Regions from separate parts of the Homo sapiens genome. Here all the other regions are linked to region 1. A link is a contact called in ENCODE Hi-C or POLR2A ChIA-PET data. All regions are on one chromosome and are shown on one strand. Each heading gives the region's core, a stretch centred on a gene start or an enhancer-like site at or near the end of the contact. The rest is flanking DNA. Distances are from core to core; before and after follow the strand shown.

Evidence for each region. Hi-C counts contacts between places; a loop is a spot of excess contacts on that map. ChIA-PET counts read pairs that join two places held with the same protein, here RNA polymerase II (POLR2A). Pooled maps may share reads with other maps.
Region 2: a map with no recorded cell type shows a loop between it and region 1 (15-fold over the local background). The contact joins the enhancer-like site here to the promoter of TXLNB in region 1. A Hi-C loop is called at or near these places in 2 of 37 single-sample maps with no recorded cell type and 3 of 50 pooled maps.
Region 3: a loop to region 1 is called in a pooled map, with 6 times the contacts of the local background. The contact joins the enhancer-like site here to the promoter of TXLNB in region 1. A Hi-C loop is called at or near these places in 1 of 37 single-sample maps with no recorded cell type and 7 of 50 pooled maps. POLR2A ChIA-PET finds 5 or more read pairs at or near these places in 1 of 52 experiments (activated CD4-positive, alpha-beta T cell).

What each region holds. Positions count from the first base shown.
Region 1 is chr6:139,290,728-139,293,427 of GRCh38, forward strand. It overlaps TXLNB (taxilin beta), which reads right to left and starts at 1,271. Exons shown (of 10, transcript NM_153235.4): 1 at 1,194-1,271. The region is part of intron 4 of LOC102723690 (a long non-coding RNA gene); the gene reads left to right. RefSeq lists enhancers at 1-45, 246-495 and a silencer at 105-399.
Region 2 is chr6:142,818,439-142,821,138 of GRCh38, forward strand. All of the region lies in intron 2 of HIVEP2 (HIVEP zinc finger 2), which reads right to left. Among named protein-coding and RNA genes, the nearest start is that of HIVEP2, 130 kb to the right of the region's middle. RefSeq lists an enhancer at 1,268-1,737. Within about 2 kb of position 1,298, at least 10 of the 41 ENCODE cell types and tissues checked have a DNase peak (open chromatin) inside an H3K27ac peak, as active enhancers do.
Region 3 is chr6:142,841,517-142,844,216 of GRCh38, forward strand. The region is part of intron 1 of HIVEP2 (HIVEP zinc finger 2); the gene reads right to left. Among named protein-coding and RNA genes, the nearest start is that of HIVEP2, 100 kb to the right of the region's middle. RefSeq lists an enhancer at 1,690-1,979. Within about 2 kb of position 1,420, at least 12 of the 41 ENCODE cell types and tissues checked have a DNase peak (open chromatin) inside an H3K27ac peak, as active enhancers do.

The sequences.
Region 1 (2,700 bases), core at 21-2,520:
TGTAAATAATATTTAACAGTGATGCTGCTAAATAGCAGCATAAAAATGTGGCAAGATCCTCATAATTCACAGGTTTTGCTGTTGTGGTAACATGAAAGTGAAAACAAAAGCATACTGTTCTACAACTGCACAGCTTCCTTTTCCTGTTCTCAGGGCAGTAGATGTCAATTGAATGCTCAGACACCAACAAGAACAGAAAATTCAACACACAGATGTTGCCACTGACTTGTGATGCTCACCAAACACTCATAACTTAGAGGAAGTACTTTTTTTCTTTCACTGGTTTGAATTCACCAACTTGATTATCAAATAATGCAGCAGTTTCATTATTTTCATCACTGGGATTTCTTTTCCTGACCTCACTTGTTGATTGCACTCATCTATATATAACTTAGGCCTCCCCTGAACACGGAGAAAGACACACGGCACCTGCTGTCCAGCCAGAAGTTATTTTAAGCTATTCTAAAATGAGTCATGCCGTTTAGCACTTCATCCTTGAAAATCAAGAGAATCGTTTTTCAGTCAAATTGAAAACAGTAAACATTTAGTGGCTTAAATCCATACATGGGTTTTAAAGTCGGGGAGACTATCTTAGGATGAAATAAAATCTCAAGTAAAATGAACTTCAAAATAATTAATTTAAGATAAGCTGTCCATAGGAGTTTTACTTCGGTTAGTCTAAATGCAAGTGGCTGTTTGTATTTGATTTATTCTTCATGAGATGCCACAATCATTGATTTTTTAAATTCTTAATTCCATGGCTATTCTTTAAACTCCTGTTCCACATTTACTTTAAAACAGAACAGTCATTATAAAGCCCAGGACAATTCAATTCCCAAAAGTAGCCTCAAGACAAGTTAACAAGAGGGAAAAAAACAAAGTCAGAGAACTTTGTTACTTTTCAATCATCCATTTTATATTATGTGGCAAAGAAATTATTTCTAACTTTTATCTTATATAAACTTTATTGCCTTATTTTCCCCTCCCCAGGGAGAGAACTTTTCACTTGTGTTGGCTATTCCAGATGACTATCACAGACACATCCCTCCCTAAGCAACACATTTTATTTATAAATACAACAATGAAAAGTTCTCCAACAGTTCACTGGCAATCTCAAAGTTGCAAGTTTCGAACACCACAAACCGCACCCTATACCTTCTCACAGGGCTTGGGGGAGTGTTTGTCATACTTACCAGAAGGCAAGAAGCTAAGCAAGAAGAGAGAGGAGAGGAAGGAGGCAGGAAAAAGCAAGTCAGAGCTGCAGCAACAGCAGGAGAGGGCGGGCTGGCTGTGTTCTTACAAGGGAGAGAGAAACCCAATACACACACACACACATACACACGTGCACGCACGCGCGCGCACACACACACACACACACACACGCCACAGGCACTGATGGAGGCAGCAGTCTGGAGGAGGTGGGGGTAGGGAAAGGAACATCATATGACACAGCAAGGGGAAAATACACCCAAGCTTCCCTAGCTGTTGCCAGGGGAAATACCTTAGCAGAGAGAAGCAGCTGGAAGATCTCATTAGACTCTCCATGTTTTGTTTGTCCTTTCGGAAATTTAAACTCTGAGTATATTACCCCCGTTGCAAATGCAGTCTTTCACCATTGTTGTCCTTTTTGGGTAGAGATCAGTTTTTCTTACTTCTTGGGTTATCTCCAGTGTGGTGGAAGATTCATCTTCTTTTTCTTCTTCTTCTTGCACTAGCTTAATTAGTGTCAGGTTTCTTACAGGAATCATGGAAAAAGAAAAACAATGGCATAAGAACAGGGAGGTGGTGGAACCATTTTAATTCTGATGTCATTGTTTGGTTTGTTTGCAAAGTTTGAAATAAACATGTAGATGGTGATTTTGGAGCTGAACTGAGTATAATCTTCATGCACGTGGTAATTGGTGTGACCTTGGAGCACAGTCTTTCCCAGGTAACTCTTCCCATCTCAAACAAACCCTCAGGGAAGCAGTCTGCTTTTTCTTCCTTAGTTGGTGGCTTTCCCACATTTTGTAAATCCTCAACATGCTCCTTGATCCTCCTCAGAAAAAGAAATTCCTTCTGATTCACCATAAAATGCCTGTCTATTAATTTACATCCATTTGCCTTTTATTTTTCTTTCTGGAGCTTGTGTTCCCATACTTCCAAAGCAGATTCCTCCATCGGTTTCTGCTCTGGGGACAGGCTAGGCATAGTGGCATCCCTTGTGGGAGGCAGAATAATGCCACCCAAAAGATCTCCACGTCCTACTCCCTGGAACCTGTGAATATGTTTCTTTACATGACAAAAGAGACTTTGCAGATGTGAGGAAGGATCCTGAGGTAGGGAGGTTATCTTGAACTACTGGGTGGGTTCAATGTAATCATAAGGGTATTTATTTATTTATTTATTGAGACAGAGTCTCGCTCTGTCACTCAGGCTGGAGTGCAGTGGTGCAATCTCAGCTCACTGCAACCTCCCGGGTTCAAGCGATTCTCCTCCCTCAGCCTCCCAAGTAGCTGGGATTACAGGCGCCTGCCACCACATCCAGCTAATTTTTGTATTTTTAGTAGAGACGGGGTTTCGCTGTGTTGGCTAGGCTGGTCTCGAACTCCTGACCTCATGATCCGCCCACCTCGGCCTCCCAAAGTGCTGGGATTATAAGCGTGAGCCATTGCACTCAGCCTCATAAGGGTCTTTATAAATGAGGGAGGAAGGCAGTAG
Region 2 (2,700 bases), core at 48-2,547, 3.5 Mb after region 1:
GGCCAAAGCGGGTGGATCACTTGAGGTCAGGAGTTCAAGACTAGCCTGGGCAACATTATGAAGCTTCGTCTCCACAAAAAATTAGCCAGGCGTGGTGGCATATGCCTGTAATCCCAGCTACTTGGGTGGGTGAGGCCTGGGAATCTCTTGAACCCAGGAGGTGGAGGATGCAGTGAGTCAAGATTGCACAACTGCATTCTAGCCTGGGGGACAGAGTAAAACTCTGTCAAAAAAAAAAAGAAAGAGAGAGAGACAAGAAAGAAAGAAAGAAAGAAAGAAAGAAAAGAAAGAAAGAAAAGAAAGAAAGAAAGAAAGAAAGAAAGAAAGAAAGAAAGAAAGAAAGAAAGAAAGAAAAAGAAAAGAAAAAGAAAAGAAAAAAAAAGCTTTTAAAACCCAGTCCATTAAAAAATGCCCAGGAACCAGGCAAGGTGGGTCAAGCCTGTAATCCCAACACTTTGGGCAGCCGAGACAGGAGGACTGCTTAAAGCCAGGAGTTCAAGATCAGCCAGGGAAATATAGCAAGAACCTGTCAGGAAGGAAGGACAGAAGAAAGGAAAGGAGGGAGGGAGGGAGGGAAAGAAGGGAGGCAGGGAAGAAGGGAGAGAGGGAGGGAGGGCGGGAAGGAGGGAAGGAAGGAAGGAAAAAATTAGCTGGGCATGGTGGTGTGCACCTGTAGTCCCAGCCACTTGGGAGGCTGAGGCAGGAGGGTTGCTTGAGCCCAGGATGCAATGAGCTATGATCACTCCACTGCTCTTCAGGCTGGGCAACAGAGTGAGACCCTGTCTCAAATTTTAAAAAAAGAAAAAAGGGGAAAAAAAGAAAAATGCTTGGGGTTCAAGGTCTATGTAAGAGATATGCAAAACTTCAAAAATGTTGCAAAATGTTGTGTCTATGTGCATTTTCCTGGGGAAAAGAGTCAGGAGCTTTTATGAATCTTAAAGGGGTTTATAAACCTCTACCCCAGAAAAGGCTATGAAGCAAGAATCTACAAACTTCTGCTAAGCTTTTTAATGTTTTCCAAAAGGAAAAATACTTTTGTAAATTTAAGTTTCACATACAAGGAAATCCATTTCATATATAACAGGGAAGAAGATTCATATATTCTACTATAAGGTAACAACTTGATAAGGAGACACCGAAGTGACCCTTTCCCATGTTTCTAATAACTATTCAGGATGTTAACAGTGAAAGGACCATTTAGAAAGCTAATTTCCTTTTCATCATGCTTGTTAAGTGTTTACTTTAATTCACATCCTGTGTGACCCTATGGGAAAATTTTTAACTAATACTGGGGAAAATCCCATAGGGTTACACAGGATGTGAACAGGGCCTGTACTGAACTACCTTCAGCTTGAAAAATAAAATTAGATAGGTGAGTTTCACTTTCTGTTTGTCATAAGTTCCACTTTCTGGCTCCCAAAGCTTAGATCCACAGTACATCCATGTCCGTGCAATAAAATCCCAAGATTCTCACTCTCTGTTAAAGGAAGGATTTCGGCGTGTTGTATAGCAAAATCCTTTCAGCAGAAAAATGCAAATCTGTGGTGCTAATCAAGGAGAGGCGGCTGGAGCACTCCCAAATGCTCCTCCATACCTGGGCTCACACACAGTTCAGCTGCCGTTTTCCATTTCCTGTGGGGAACATACATCATACCACTTCCCCTATAGAAAAAAGAAAGCAGCCCGATTTAATTGCTGATGGAAACATTGTCATACTTTCCACTGGCCAAGCTTGAAACTATTACTGATCTAACCTTCATTAATTTTTCCACAACAATTTGCAGAAATGTCAGGAAGCAGCTGTACGAAGACTGATTAATTGTCCTTATCACCACTACTTTACCAGGCTCGCTCTCTCTTCTCTCTCTCTCTCTCTCTCTCTCTGTATCCTCACCACCTCCCCTCCCTCTCTTCCAGTTTAAAAATATAATTGGGATTTTTCTGTTTTGGTTGGTATTGGTGGTGGTATATCATACTCTGAAATATCCAGATCTATTTTTGATGTCTTTCAATGGCCCAAACATTTTCAGATCTGGAGGAGACCCCATGAAGTTTGGGACAGCATCCACGAAGGAAAAGGTTGCTTCCTGCTGATTACTCAGTTATAGCTGTTTAAACAGACGTTCATGAATTCAAGTCTTACAGCAACACTGCATTTATTAGTCAATCACAGACGCTAAAATTCACTTCCGAAATGTGAATTAGAAAATCAAATGCCCTTTTTCTATTTTTTTTTCACTTTCTTTTCTCCCTCATCATTTTCATTTGAGCTATACCATCTGTCCCAGCCTATCAAATAATGTACTGTGCATGCCTGGCAAAAACAAGTGGAACAGTACACCTCATAACCCCATGTAGGCAACCACTGAGCATCTATAAAAGTGGTACATAACAGAATCTGGCCATCTGGGGATAACTAGTTATAGCAAGCTTAGCTTCTCAGCCAGCACTCAGATTTGCAGACTTTTAACTAGTTGGCAAAGCATCAACCAGTGTTCAAGAAGAGAAACACTAACAAACATTTTTTTTTTCAAAACACAAGAATTCAGATATAAATTTTCAAAGGTGTACTTGCCAATGTTGCTGACAAGAAGGCTTCAAAAGCAAAGATCAAGGCACTGTCATGTCCTTGAAATGGAGCCAGAGTCAATCCAAATCTAGCATTTTGCAGCATTACTAAACTTTTTGGGTATGAACATA
Region 3 (2,700 bases), core at 170-2,669, 3.6 Mb after region 1:
TCTTCATTTTCTTTTTTCAAATGTTCATCGATATTTTCTTTTCTGCATGAGTATATGTGGGAAATTTTCACCCATTTTTTCAGATTATATTATTTAATTAAGTGTACTGTTTGCCCTCCATATTCAGTCATACTCAGAATATTCCCATTAGCAGTCTGATTAAAATTGAGTTGAATTATATACATATGCATCTTTTCAACATTTTGTTGTCCCATGTTTAAAAAAATTGCATATTATTATGAATCTCTACATATACGACATTTTAACATTTATATTCAATAGACATTTATATTCTGCAAGTCTCCTGATTCTCTGTCTTTCCTCATTTCCATTTCACTTGCTTGGAAATACTTCATTCTTCATGTCCAGCAATTAAATTGTGTGAATTCCTCACAAGGTTCCCTAAATCACTTCCTTTACATGCCGGAAAATGCTGATTAAATAGAAGACAAGTACTTAAAATCCTATCTTAAATAAAATATCTTCATTTCCTTGACCAAAATGAAATTAAAACTGCATGTAAACAATATCACCACCACAAAATAATATCTCATGTAACCATTCTATTCCTTAGAATATTTACATGACAAAGCCCTGAGTTCCTTTAAAACACAGCTGAATGGCTTCAGCTAGCTAGAGCCCTCCTCCTTCCCTTCCACCCACCATTGTCTCTTATTTCTGCTATCTGTGAAACAGTTCTGAGTTCAAAGATAGAGAAAAAGTGCAGAAATACAAATCACTTAAAATTATAAATAAAATATGTTAAACCTAAGTTTGACTGAAAATAGTCTAAATTTTGTTGTGCATGTTAACTAAATCCACGTGTTATCTTCCTTGATTTCACAAAGCTAGGTACTCTCAAGGAATCTTATGGTTTACATAACCGATATGGTACATGAAGAATTCTAGACTCTGTACTGAAAGGGAAGAGAAGGACAAAAAGAAAAAATGGGAAGAAAAAAAAGACCTGAACGTCTGTGTGTAGATAGGCAAATAAGAACTGAAACTGTTTGCCATCCGCACTTTGAAAGTCACACTATGTGTCAAGTTTGTCAAGTCGAGTGAAAGAAGGAGTGATGTGCTTCTCCACTTTCCTGAAGAACCACGTAGAAAATGTGGCAAATATTTAATTTAAGCCTTGTTTCCTGAAAGACTGCAAGATGCCCACAAATTTTCTTTCCCAGAGTTCAAAATAGCAAGCTGAGTGGGTGTAAGCACTTTAAGTGAAAAAAAAAAAGTAACTAAGGAAAAGGAAATCGTACTTTCTGCTTCTTAGTATAAGATTTTTTTTTAAAGGCCATTTAAAGAGATATTAGTGATTAGGATCTGGTGGTTGTCTTGAATCAGAATACAAATACAGTCCTGGTGACCTCAGACAGAGCCCCCTGGCCACATTTAAACATGATTCATTCTGTGTAAAGATGAAACTGACAACATCGTAGTTACAGTAAGAGCAAGCTGTTGTCTGCTACGATCAGATACCTAAATCACAACAGGAAAACACTTGCACGAAGGGAAAGCTGAATGTCTATAGGGCCTCTACCCTTTCCCAAGAGAGGGACCTTCCTCAGCAGTGCTTTATAATATTTTCACATGTAGATGAGTCACCAGGGGAGCTTGTTAAAAATATGGGTTCTGATTCCGAAAGTCTACGTGGAACCCCAAAGTTCCCAGGTGATAAGTTCGCTGGTCTACACTTTGAGAAGCAAGACTGTAGTCTGTAACAATAGTTTCCTAATAGCCAGACACCAGAAATCACAATCAACCAATTAAGAACACTTACTAGTTACCTGTGCCAGTTGTTATAATAAAGTACATAACAGGTGACTGAGCTAATACAGAAAAAAAGTATGTTTTAAAAAAATAAAAGCTAAATGTGTGAAAAAGACTCTAAGGATAATAGGAGTTGAGAACAGGAAGAGTTCTGTGGGGACTAGAGTGGTCGCAAATGGCTTCATAGAGCAAGCTGGACGTGTGCAGCCCCAAGTTAAGGGAAGGGGTGGATGTAGAGAAAGAAAGAGCAGGCCACCACTAAGGGCAATTCTAGAAGGGAGAGCCTAGAGTTCCCACAAGAGAAAGCTACGGTGAGCCTGCTTTGTGGTTATAGATATTATCATTGGAAGCTTTTAATCAGAATTCACTTTGAACCAGGTGAAAGGAAACTCTGGCCTTGTTTAAAATTTGTCGGTTTGGAAATTATAATTCTATTCCAGGACAGGAAAGAATGGGTAGTTTTGCCTTAGTCTTATGCAAATTTTCTCCATTGGCAGCAGCAATAGTGTTATGAATGACATTTTAGGTTTGAGCCTGGGAGCACAAAATTACCATTTTTGTACATATATTTATGCATATGTATGCCTTTGGTTAACATATGTCTTTAATGATTAAGACTTTCAGAGCATTAGAATCATAACTTTTCACTACAATAGATTTAATAATCTTCTGTTACTTCGAGTACTTGAATTTTACTTTTATTATAAAAAGAATTTTTTTCTCCTGTAACATACTTTCGGATGGCACATACCCACACAACACCCTCAACTCCAGCAATATTCTTCCATTCTTCTCTTTCCTCCCACACTGGCTGACAATGGGAAGAAAACATATCCAGAAACAGAATGAAATTATTAATGAATTATACCTTATGTGTTTTTTTTAATCTTAAAAGAGTTTTTCCTACCAACCCACAATACGTTGGGT